Regions from separate parts of the Mus musculus genome. Here region 2 is linked to region 1. A link is a loop called in an ENCODE intact Hi-C map of the cell type or tissue named here. Cell type or tissue: gastrocnemius. All regions are shown on one strand. Each heading gives the region's core, and the rest is flanking DNA. Links, peaks and the distances in the headings are about the cores only.

The links. Peaks named below come from ENCODE experiments on the same cell type or tissue, not always from the same donor. Only the 100,000 strongest peaks of a DNase experiment are listed, where the experiment ranks them.
Region 2: it touches region 1 in a loop (4-fold over the local background); 8 of 42 quality-filtered maps call a loop at or near these places.

The regions. Positions count from the first base shown.
Region 1 is chr8:84,355,466-84,360,838 of GRCm38, reverse strand. It overlaps a transcript of Cacna1a not described here. Among named protein-coding and RNA genes, the nearest start is that of Gm23626, 22 kb to the left of the region's middle. In gastrocnemius, for the core only: a CTCF peak has its summit at 2,876 (motif pointing right); a DNase peak (open chromatin) is centred at 2,877.
Region 2 is chr8:84,820,812-84,826,184 of GRCm38, reverse strand. Dand5 (DAN domain family member 5, BMP antagonist) reads left to right here and starts at 3,362. Exons shown (of 2, transcript NM_201227.3): 1 at 3,362-3,816. The coding sequence starts at 3,505. In gastrocnemius, for the core only: a CTCF peak has its summit at 2,323 (motif pointing right); a DNase peak (open chromatin) is centred at 2,334.

The sequences.
Region 1 (5,373 bases), core at 74-5,073:
AAGAGGTGCAACAGTCTAGAGATACAAAGGAATATTACTCAGCCTTAAAAGAGAAAGATGGACTGGGAGGATGGTTCAGTGGTCAATTCTCGGACATGAGGACCAGGCATAGTGGTGCACACCTGAAATCCCAGCACTGGGAGGTCATGGGCTCCCTGAGGCTCCCTGCCTGACCAGCCTTGGCAAATTCCTGATCAGACAAGAACACCTGAGGTTCACCTTCACACACACACACACACACACACACACACACACACACACACACGAGGCAGACAAATCCACACACAAAGGAAGGGAACTTTAGCCCAGCCTGGTAGCACACACCTGCAATCCCAGCACTTGGGAGGCAGAAGAAAGGGGAAAGGAGAGGAGGGGAAGAGGGGAGGGGAGAGCCAGTAAGGACGTCCTGATATGGTTACTCCACAGCACAGACGATCTAGTCAGAGCGATGGCTACTCAGAGACTCCATTCCTAGGAGCTCCTAGATCAATAGCCTCAAGGGCCAGTGGCCAGTGCTGTATAAGGGACCCACTTCCAGATCTGGGTCTGGATTTTGATGTTTCTGAAGCCACTGCTTGTTCAGCTGTGTGCTCTGTGTACTTCTCCATCATAAAAACAGAGCTGATGATCAAACATAGCACAGAGCATCACCCACATCCCCACCCCCCAAAGAGATCAGGTCGTGTGCGTTAGAGATGGACTGAAGTTTATAAAGGCAGTTAAGGGCTGAGATTTGCTTTTAAATTCTCAGAAAATAAGGGGGGGGGCATGGTCTTGTGGCCTGAGCCTGAAGATCCTAGTGAGTGTTGAATGTGATCATAGACTTGTGGGGTTCCAGCAACTTATACTGCACTGAACATGTCCAGAATAAGACAAAGAAGAACCCAGAGGGAAGGCAAAGTCCACAGCAGGAGGTTAGCTGCAGTTGAACTTGGAGCCAATGTCTCGTTCCAGTTACCACAAGTGCTCTGAGGACATTTGAGAATGAAAGCTTGCTCTAAGCTTCCTGCTCATAAGGGCCTTGCTGCAGGGGAAGCCACAGCAGAGTCTGTGGCAGCCACTCACACTGCACCTCCAGGGAAGAGCAGAGAGGGATGACTGAGGCCTGTGTGCTGGCCCTCTGTCTGCTTTCTCCTTTTTACAGTTTGGGGACCCATGAAGGTCAAGAAAGGAAGCCATCTGCAGGGGGAGGACCCTACATTTCAGTCCACAAAGCCAAGACAATCCCCGGGAGGCCCTTCTCCCTGGTGACTCTAGATTCTGTCAAGTTGACAGTCAGTGCTAACCCTGGCACTCAGGCCTGGAATCCAGAGACTGCAGGATCACAAGGTAACACCTGCCCGTGCATCAGGATCCACTTCCAGCAATAACTCAGCATGCAGGAAGCAGACACAGGCAGCGCTCTGTGAGGCTGAGGCCAGCCTGGCCTACCTAGCAGGTTCCAGGACAGCCAGGCCTACATAGAGTGCCCCTGTCTCCAAAAAAGAGAAAAGAAAGAGAGAGAGAGAGAGAGAGAGAGAGAGAGAGAGAGAGAGAGAGAGAGAGAGAGGGGGGGGGGAGGGAGGGAGAGAGAGGAAAAAAACAAAAGAGAAAAAGAATTTTTTTTAAAAGAATAGAAAGAAAATTTGCTGCCTCAAAAGCAACAAACAAAATTTCTTCAAAATACTATATATTTTATGGATATCCCCATTTCCATTTTAATTCACATGATATGTTTAGCAGAATATATCTATAAATAAACAAAGTAAATACCCAGGGATGTGCTGAAAAATTGTCTTCTTGGCAGGAGTAGAAAACAGTGGAAGAATACCTGACTAGAATACTCTAGAATACCTGACCTCCACATCCACACCACCCCACACCGCTCTCCAAGTGCTTGCTCACAAAATAAATACAATCTATTAAAATGTGTTTTACAAAAACCACTTTCTTGGGCTAGTGAGATGGCTCAGTGGATATGAGCACGGATTGTTTTTCTGAAGGTCCTGAGTTCAAATCCCAGCAACCACATGGTAGCTCACAACCATCCACAATGAGATCTGACGCCCTCTTCTGGTGTGTCTGAAGTCAGCTACAGTTTACTTATTTATAATAATAAATCTTTGGTCTGGAACGAGCAGGGACTGAGCGAGCAGGGCTGACTGGAGTGAGCAGAGGTCCTAAAAAATTAAATTCCCAACAATCACATGAAGGCTCACAACCATCTGTACAGCTACAGTGTACTCACATACATAAAATAAATAAATAAGTCTTAAAAAGAAAAAACAAAAACAAAACAAAACACTTTCTTGGCCCTAAAAGTTTCTTTCCTGAGTCAGGTGGTGGTGGCACACACCTTAAATCCCAGCACTCTGGAGACAGAAGCAGGAGGATCTCTGTGAGTTTGAGGCCAGCCTGGTCTACAAAGAAAGTTCTAGGACAGCCAGGACTACACGGAGAAACCCTGTCTCCAAAAGGCGGGGGGGGGGGGGGGGGGGGGAGCGGCGGGGAATCTTCTTGCTGAAAGTCTGTGCGAATACTCATTGCAACCTTTTAAAGGTCTCATTGCTTCTGAGAAAAAAAAGCAAGAAGAGCATGAATGCGGAGAGACCGAAGAGGAAGGGTGGGGAGAAGCCCTGGAGAGGCACAATCTAGGTGCTTTGGTTACTAGTGAAGGACGGATTGGATGGGTTGGACAGTGAGTGTGTGGGTGGAGGAGGGAGAGGCAAAGTAGGCGAACGTGGGAAGACATATGGTTGGGGTAACTGATGCATGGGTAGACATACTGAGTGAACAGGTGGACACATGCATGGGAGGAAAGCCGGATACATGGCAACACCTAAGGGTGAGGAACGCGGGTCAGTTTGCCGCCGCCCATAGATGCTCAGACATACCACCAGGTGTCGCCATAACCTTAGGAACTACCTCAGAGGGCACGTCAAGTAGGCCTGCTTCACATCCAGCCATAACCTTAGGAACTACCTCAGAGGGCACTTCAAGTAGGCCTGCTTCACATCCAGCCTACCAGACGTGCTCAGGCCCACCTTGCATTCGTTCCCGCCCATCAGCACCCACAGGCTTCCCCTTCTCCAGGAACAGTGGCAGCTGCAGATAAGCAGGGTGACCACACACACGCAGCCTCCCTGGGATGGCAGGGTATGAAGACTGAGGGACTTAAACTGGTTCCTGTCTTGCTAGCATCAGCGGCTCCTGCTGTTACTCATGGGTACATCACAGCCATCAGTGTCAGCCCAGGAAACCACCCCAGCTTTACACCTTTGAAATAAAATGTTATTAAGCCCTAGCAATCCGCTTAGAGATGCAGTGGCAAAGGGATTGTTTGTAGTTGAACCTTTCTCCAAACCACTTCCCATTAGCTATCAGCGTAGCTCGTTCCCTCACAGCTGGGCCAGAGTACCTCTGAAGGCAGAATTTCCCAGCCTTTCCCAACATGCCCCACCTCCCCGCACCCTACCCAAGTCCCCAGAGAAAGCACTTGTCCCCTCTGCCAGTCCTTTCTGGCTCCACTGCGCACAAGGGATCCGGGTCTTTTACAAAGCCGGTTCAGAGTATTCCAGGCAACCTTAAGGCAGAGGGTTGATGGACTGTCAAGGGACAACTGGAGTCACCCACACCATATCAGCGCATTCTATCCCCTGAAGCTTGCCAGTTCAGGCTTGGCTGGCCCACAAGCCCCGCACAGCTCCCTTACAGCCTGCCCCGTGAATACTCACTCCCACTCTTTCCTTCTGGCCTGAGGGGTGCTGTGCATTTTGTGCGCCTGGTGGGCCAAGATGACATCCCGGTGGTCCACCACGCCACCACGCCGTTTCAGAGTTGGCCCCTCGAGGCTTCCGCTCATCTGCTGTGACCACGGGACATGCAGAGTCCTGGATGAGCCTGCCAGGGTGCAGTCCGTGCCTGGGTACCTTGGGCTGTGCAGGAGCTCATGACTGAGGGGAGAAAGCATGGGGTCAGAGCCCCAAGAGGCCCTCGGCATCCATGGGCCTCGCTCAGATATCCCAGGAGAGGAAACTGGAGGGAGAGAGGAGACAAGGAGAGCAGAGTGAGAGAAACTGAGGGGAGGCCAGGGCTGTGCGCGAGCAGGTGTGAACAGCAGAGGCCACCCCACCCTGCGCCCGGAAGTTCAGCGCCCCAGGCCCGGCTGCCAGGATTGAGTATTCCCTTGGCAACTGGGGGGCAGGAAAGACACTTCTAGCAGTTGCCGGGCAACACAGGCCATGGGTTGAAAGGGCGCAAGGGTGTGGCTGATGCTAAGCAATAGAACTACCTAGCTCCAGATCGAACTGGGGTGGGGTGGGGAGGGGTGGGGGAGGGGTGCTTTCTCACATCTAGATGCTCCCTTCTGCAAAGTGGACCCTCTAAAGCCCTTGCTTTCTGTGCTCTGGACCTGCGTCCAGTGGACTTCAGATCCCTGATGGCAAGTTCAAACTCAGTTGCACTGGACCAAGAGGCTGGTCCTGATCTGCTTCCTGTGTAGTTAGAAAGCACACCGAGAGCCTGTCTGTTAGTTTCTTTGTCTCGATGTTTTATTTATTATATTCATGTGTTTGCAGTGTGCATGGGGCACTGGTATGTGCATATATGTATGCGGAAGCCAGAGATCAACATTAGGTGCTATTCCTCAGGGGCTACCACCTTAGTTTTTTAGACAGAGTCTCTCACTGGCCTGGAATAGAGTAGACTATGCTAGCTGACCAGTGAGCCTAGTCTAGTCTGCCTGTCTCTGCCTCCCCAGCATCATGATTCTAGCTTGTACCACCATGCCTGGCCTCTGTCCCCACCCCCACCCCCACCCCCGACATGACACACACACCCTAGGGATTGAACTCAGGTCCCAATATACTAAGCTATCCCCCTAGCCCTTTATTTTCTTCTTGTTGTTATTTAAATTGTGTGTGTGTGTCTGTGTCTGTGTGTGTGTGATGGGTGTATGGGTGTGCCGTGGGCCATCTGTACTGATCAGAGGACAATGCTGTAGGCATCAGTTCTCTCCCTCCATCCTTGGGCTCCAGAGACTGAGCTCAAGCTATCAGGCTTGGTAGCAGTGGCCTTTACCCACAGAGCCATCCTATACCTTTCCGATTTTGCTGTTTTTTTATGTGCACGAGTGTTTTTCCATGCAGTCTGTGCATTGTCTGTGTACACACCCTGGGAGGTAAGAAGATGGTGCTGGATCCCCTGAAATGGGATCCTGCCCATTGTTAACCACTATGTGGGTGTGGTGTGAACTCCAGTCCTCTGCAGGAGCAGCCAGAGCCTTTAGCCACGGAGTCATTTCTCCAGTCCCTATTTTACTAATTTTTGAGGCTGTCTCACCTTGCTGCCAAGGCTAGGCTGAAACTCACAATCTTCTACCTGAGCCTGGACAGT
Region 2 (5,373 bases), core at 79-5,078, 470 kb before region 1:
GAACATCCCTCCATGGCCTCTGCATCAGCTCCTGCTTCCTGACCTGCTTGAGTTCCAGTCCTGACCCTTTGGTGATGAACAGCAGTATGGAAGTATAAGCTGAATAAACCCTTTCCTCCCCAACTTGTTTCTTGGTCGTGATGTCTGTGCAGGCATAGAAGCCCTGACTGACACAGTAGTTTCGGGTGTTCTGGAACTGGATATTTAGCCCAGACCACCTGCCTCTGTCCCCTGAGTGCTGGAATTAAAGGCACTCACTACCACACCTGACTTCCTCCATCTTAGTTTTGAGGTTGGGCGGCTCACTGAAACTAGAGCTCCCAAATTTATCTAAAGCAGTGGCAGGCCCCTCCAGCCACTTCCTCAGCCCCACCCCGCCCCCATGTAAACACCGTCTTGAGAATAGCAGCACACATTAACCTCAACCTTGAAGTCTTCCTGCCTCAGCCACTAGAGTGTTTCAATTACAGACCTGCACCACAGTATCTAGTAAAAAAATATCTTTCTTTTTCCTCCCTCCCTCCCTCCCTCCCTCTTTCTCTCTGGGGGTGACAAGCAGACTCTCACTATGTAGCCCTGGCTGGCAGAGAACTTGCTTATGTAGAGTTTGCTTCAGACTCACAGAGCTCTGTCAGCCGGTGCCTCTGAGTGTGGGCTGAGAGGTGTCTGCAACCACGATCAGCAAATGCGCGGTTTTTAATGGAAAAGAAAAGAAAAAAAAAGCTCCTTTGAATTTTTCCCACAGTCAAATGCGAGGAAGTAATCAAATAGATGGAACCCACCTCACTGATCTGTTGGATAGTAATTCTGCCAGTGTTGCACAGGACAGAAATAAAGCTGGGCTGCAGAGATAGCTCACTGGTTCTTCCAGAGTTCAGTCCCCGGCTCCCACGTAGAAAGTCTCATGAGCCGGGCGTGGTGGCACACGCCTTTAATCCCAGCACTCAGGAGGCAGAGGCAGGCAGATTTCTGAGTTCGAGGCCAGCCTGGTTTACAGAGTGAGTTCCAGGACAGCCAGGGCTACACAGAGAAACCCTGTCTCGGAAAACCAAAAAAAAAAAAAAAAGAAAGAAAGAAAGAAAGTCTCATGAGCACATGTACCTTCAGCCTGGGGGTACAGGGACCTTCTCTGGCCTTCGAGATAAACTGTATCCATGTGGCAGACACACTTGCAACATAATAAAAGTGAATCCTCAAGGATTGCTTTAGACCTTGAAGCTCAGTCTTTGGTTGTTGTTTGGTTGGCTGCTTACCGTAAATGTCAGCCTCGTACCACAGAGTACTGAAAGCTTCAAATGCATGTCCATAAACATGCTTTTCTGGGAAATTCAAATATTTTTTATTTATTTTTATGTTCTTGAGACAAGGTTTCGCTGCTTATCCCTGGCTGCCCTGGAGCCAGGCTGGCCTTGAACTCAGAGAGATCTACCTGTCTCTGCCTCCCAAGTGCTGGCCAGCTTGTAAAAGTCAAATATGCAGCTATGTCTACATAAAGAGACCCTGTCTTTTTTTTTTTTATTTTTAAAAAGATTTATTATTTTATATATGTAAGTACACTGTCACTGTCTTCAGACACACCAGAAGAGGACACTGGATCCCATTACAGCTGTTTGTGATGGTTGTGAGGAGACCCTGTCTTAAAAAACTAAAACTTAAATATATATGTGTATATATGTGTGTGTGTGTGTGTGTGTGTGTGTGTGTGTGTGTATATCGCAGAAACCTAATGTGCCAGGTATGTTTAAACACTTGCATTAGATAGCCTCACTTGGTTACCAAGTCCTCAGATTGGAGTTGGTTGAATCCTTGAAATCACTATTTGTGGGTACAGAAGGCTCTCTGTGTGGCTGCAAGGTATTGTGGGACTCTGCCTGAGAAGTTTGGAAATTTCTGTGAAACTCTGGCTAGAGTGAGAAACAGGGGCAAGGATGGGTAGGCGAGGTTGAGAAAATGATGGAGAGATCCCCGTGCAGGATTTGGTGGGATTTGGAAAGGTCTTTAGCCTGCTCCAGAAGGGAGATGGGCACCTTGGAGGGATGTAAGCCAAGGGCCTTGACCTGACTGAAGTGCTCTCAGGTGTCTCCTGGCAGCCACGTGGAGCAAAGGAGAAAGTGGGAGGTGAGGTGAGTGCGCTCATCCAAAAAGAAGTGAGGTGGAAGTGAGAAGTGGGGGATTCTGGCAGAGAAAACGTCAAGGCCGCTGCAATGCTTGGGCTGCAGCCTTTGTCGGTATAGGACTGGAGTTGGCTGGAGGTTCTTCAGAAAGGATGTTTGAGGAACAGCAGGCTGGAAGCTAGTGTCCCAGGGTGTAGCGGCCGCTAGATGGCGAGCGCGCCGCGGGAAGGACCCAGGCAGCAGCTTCTCACGCTCCTGCCGCCATGCCTTGCTCCTCCTCACCTGGGTGTGAGATGCACCGACAAGGGCCGTGTCCGACCCCCACAGGCGCCTTGAGAACCCAAAGTCTGGGATGCAATCTCACGTCTTCTGTGTACTTCCCACCACTCTGTTCCCATCGCTTGTATCAGCATCTCAGGTCTCTGCAAAAGTGTCACCTTCTTGGGGGTGGGGGTGGGGGGGGGTCTTCCCTGACGGCCCAGGTATCAGAAACCGGTACCTTGATCCCTCTGAAATTCATTTCATCCTATTGTTTTATTTTTCCTTTGGAACAAGATCGCTCTTTAGCCAAGGCTGCCCTTAAACTCTGGATCCTCCTGCCGGTGCTTTTTATGTGCTGGGATGACAGATATGGGAGTTGTGGCCCATACCTGCAGTCTCTGTACTCAGGAGACTGAAGTGGATGAAGCTCAAGATAATGGCCAATCTGAGCTACATAATACAGAGGTCTTGTCTCCACCCCACCCAGTAATACAGTAGTAGCAGTCAGGTTAATTCATTGTCGTTTGGGTACAGGAGTGCTGCAGAGCTGTTTATAATTCATAAAGGTTTCTTCCTCAGAACAGGGGGAAAAAGTTATGGGTTCATGAGACAAATGAGCATGAGTATGTGTGTTTCAGGTCTCTCTGAGTCCTCAACACAACCTCTGAGGTTGTATCTGATGCTGTTGCCAGTATCCTGTTACAGAGAAGGGATGAAGCCCAAGGTGGTTAATGACCTTGCATGAAGGTGCACAGCCAAGAAACTTCAGGGCAGCACCGAAGGGTGTGATGTCACTAAGTGGATGAATAGGGGTCTGAGGGTTCAAAAGACCCCTTAGCTGCTGTCCCCTGGGCCTGCCTACCTTGATTCTCATGGTCCCCATGGAGCAGGCTCAGCCCCCCCAGGGACTCTCAGCAGGCTGGGAGGAGCTGTGGGATTGGCCAGGTCAGCTTCCCTTCCTTCCCTGCTGTGAGCTCCCAGAAAACAACTCTCAAGCTGCTCTCCAGGGAACAGTGATAAAAAGCAGACCTCTGAGGGCCCGCACTCCACACACTAGACAGCAGGGCCCACTGCGAAGGACCCTGAGCCCATTTTAAGACAAACAGACAAACGACTGCACAGCCAAGTGATGTTCCGTAGCCAGTTCACCACGCTGCTGGGTCTGTTCAGTGGGGCCTGGCTACCCACAGGCTCAGGGAGGCCTGGGGCCCCAGCGACCCCTGTTCAGTCCGGGACTGCTATCAATCAGAGCTGGACTCTGGATCCCCTGGTGCCCATCTCTGCCCTGGGTAGCTGGGAGGCCTTCCTGGGCCTGCAGAACAAACAGCAGGGGACAGGTGAGCTGCAGGGAGGAGGGCAGAGAGTAGCTGCTGGTGTGCCTTTGCCCTTGGCTCCTCAAGAAGTGCTTCAGGAGACTTGTAAAGCTCTGTCCTTTGTTCAGGTGAGTCTGTAGTGGTGGTGGTTGTGTCCATGGTGGTGGTGGTGGTGTCATCTTTGGTAATGATGGGGTCTGTGGTGGTAGCAGTAGTGGGGGGCACTCTCAGCAGTGTTCAGAGCACAGGTCCTATGGCCAGGCAGATTTGCAATTAAGTCTCAAGTCCTGAAGCTAAGTGCCTATAAACTTTAGGTTTCTTCCTTATCAAACAGGGCAAGTGGTTTTCCACTTCTGCCACTGTGGTTGCCTTTGTTTTCATTTCTCAAGTCTGATTTTTTTCTTTGTTGTTTTTTTTTGTTTGTTTTTGTTTGTTTTGTTTTTGAGACAGGAATTCCTGCAGCCCACCCTGACTTCTATGTAACTAAAGTGCTCTCAGGGCTGAAACTATGTAGCTAAAAAGGATTTTAAGATTCCACTTCTCGCACATGCCTTTAATCCCAGCACTCCTCTGCATACACACATACTCATGTGCCCACAGATATGTGCCATTACCTAGCAGTGGTGGCACATGCTTTTAATCCAAGCACTTGGGAGGCAGAGGCAGGCGGATTTCTGAGTTCAAGGCCAGCCTGGTCTACAAAGTGAGTTTCAGGACAGCCAGGGCTACAGAGAAACCCTGTCTCGAAAAACCAAAAATAAATAAATAAATAATTCCACTTCTCTTAGCCTGGTCCACCGAGTGAGTTCCAGGGCAGCCAGGGTGGCACAGAGAATCTTTGTCTGGAAAACCAACACAAACAAAGGAAGACAGCAACGACAGAAGATCCCACCCCTGACCTCACCTTCTGTGTGCAGCCGCACCTGGTTTACAGAACCTAGGGCTTCATGCGTGTGAGGCAAGCTCTTCCCACTGAGCCCCATCTCCAGCCACTGGCTATTTTAGCAGCCAGGAAGAGGCTGTTGACAAATCCATGTCCCTTGCTGCTCTCCAAACGACCAGGACTCTAAAGTTACTCTCCCGGTTCTAAGAGCCCACAAGGGTCTACATTCTTTGACCTCCCTGATTTGGGCTCCTCCCACTCATCCCTTCACTCCTGGCGGATGACAGACTTTCTTGTGTGCTGTGTGTATATGTTTAGACAGAGCTTTGCTCTGGAGCCTGCATTTGTACTGGGTATCACAGACTGCCCTCTAACCCAGTGATCCTTCTGTTGGGATCATAGGTGTGAGTCACCACACCCATCTTGGAGCAGAGGTATCTGTCTGTCTGTCTGTCTGTTTATTGTTACTGCTGTTATAGCTAAAGTCTTATGTAGCTTGTGGCTGGCTGTAAACGTCATATCTTCTTGCCTTTGCCTCCTGAATGCTGGGATTACAGGTATGAGCCAGCAGAGCAGTTTATGTGGTGTTGATGGTGGAACCCAGAACCTCAAGTATGCTAGACAAGTACCCTACATCCTGAGCTACAACCCCATTTCAGGGCAGAGGCTATCTGGTTGGTTGGTTGTTTTCTTTCTAATATTCCTGTCCCAAGACCTACAACAGGGACAGGCATACAGTGGACATATAGTGTTTGTTGAATGAATGAATGAATGAATGAATGAATGAATGAATGACTAATAG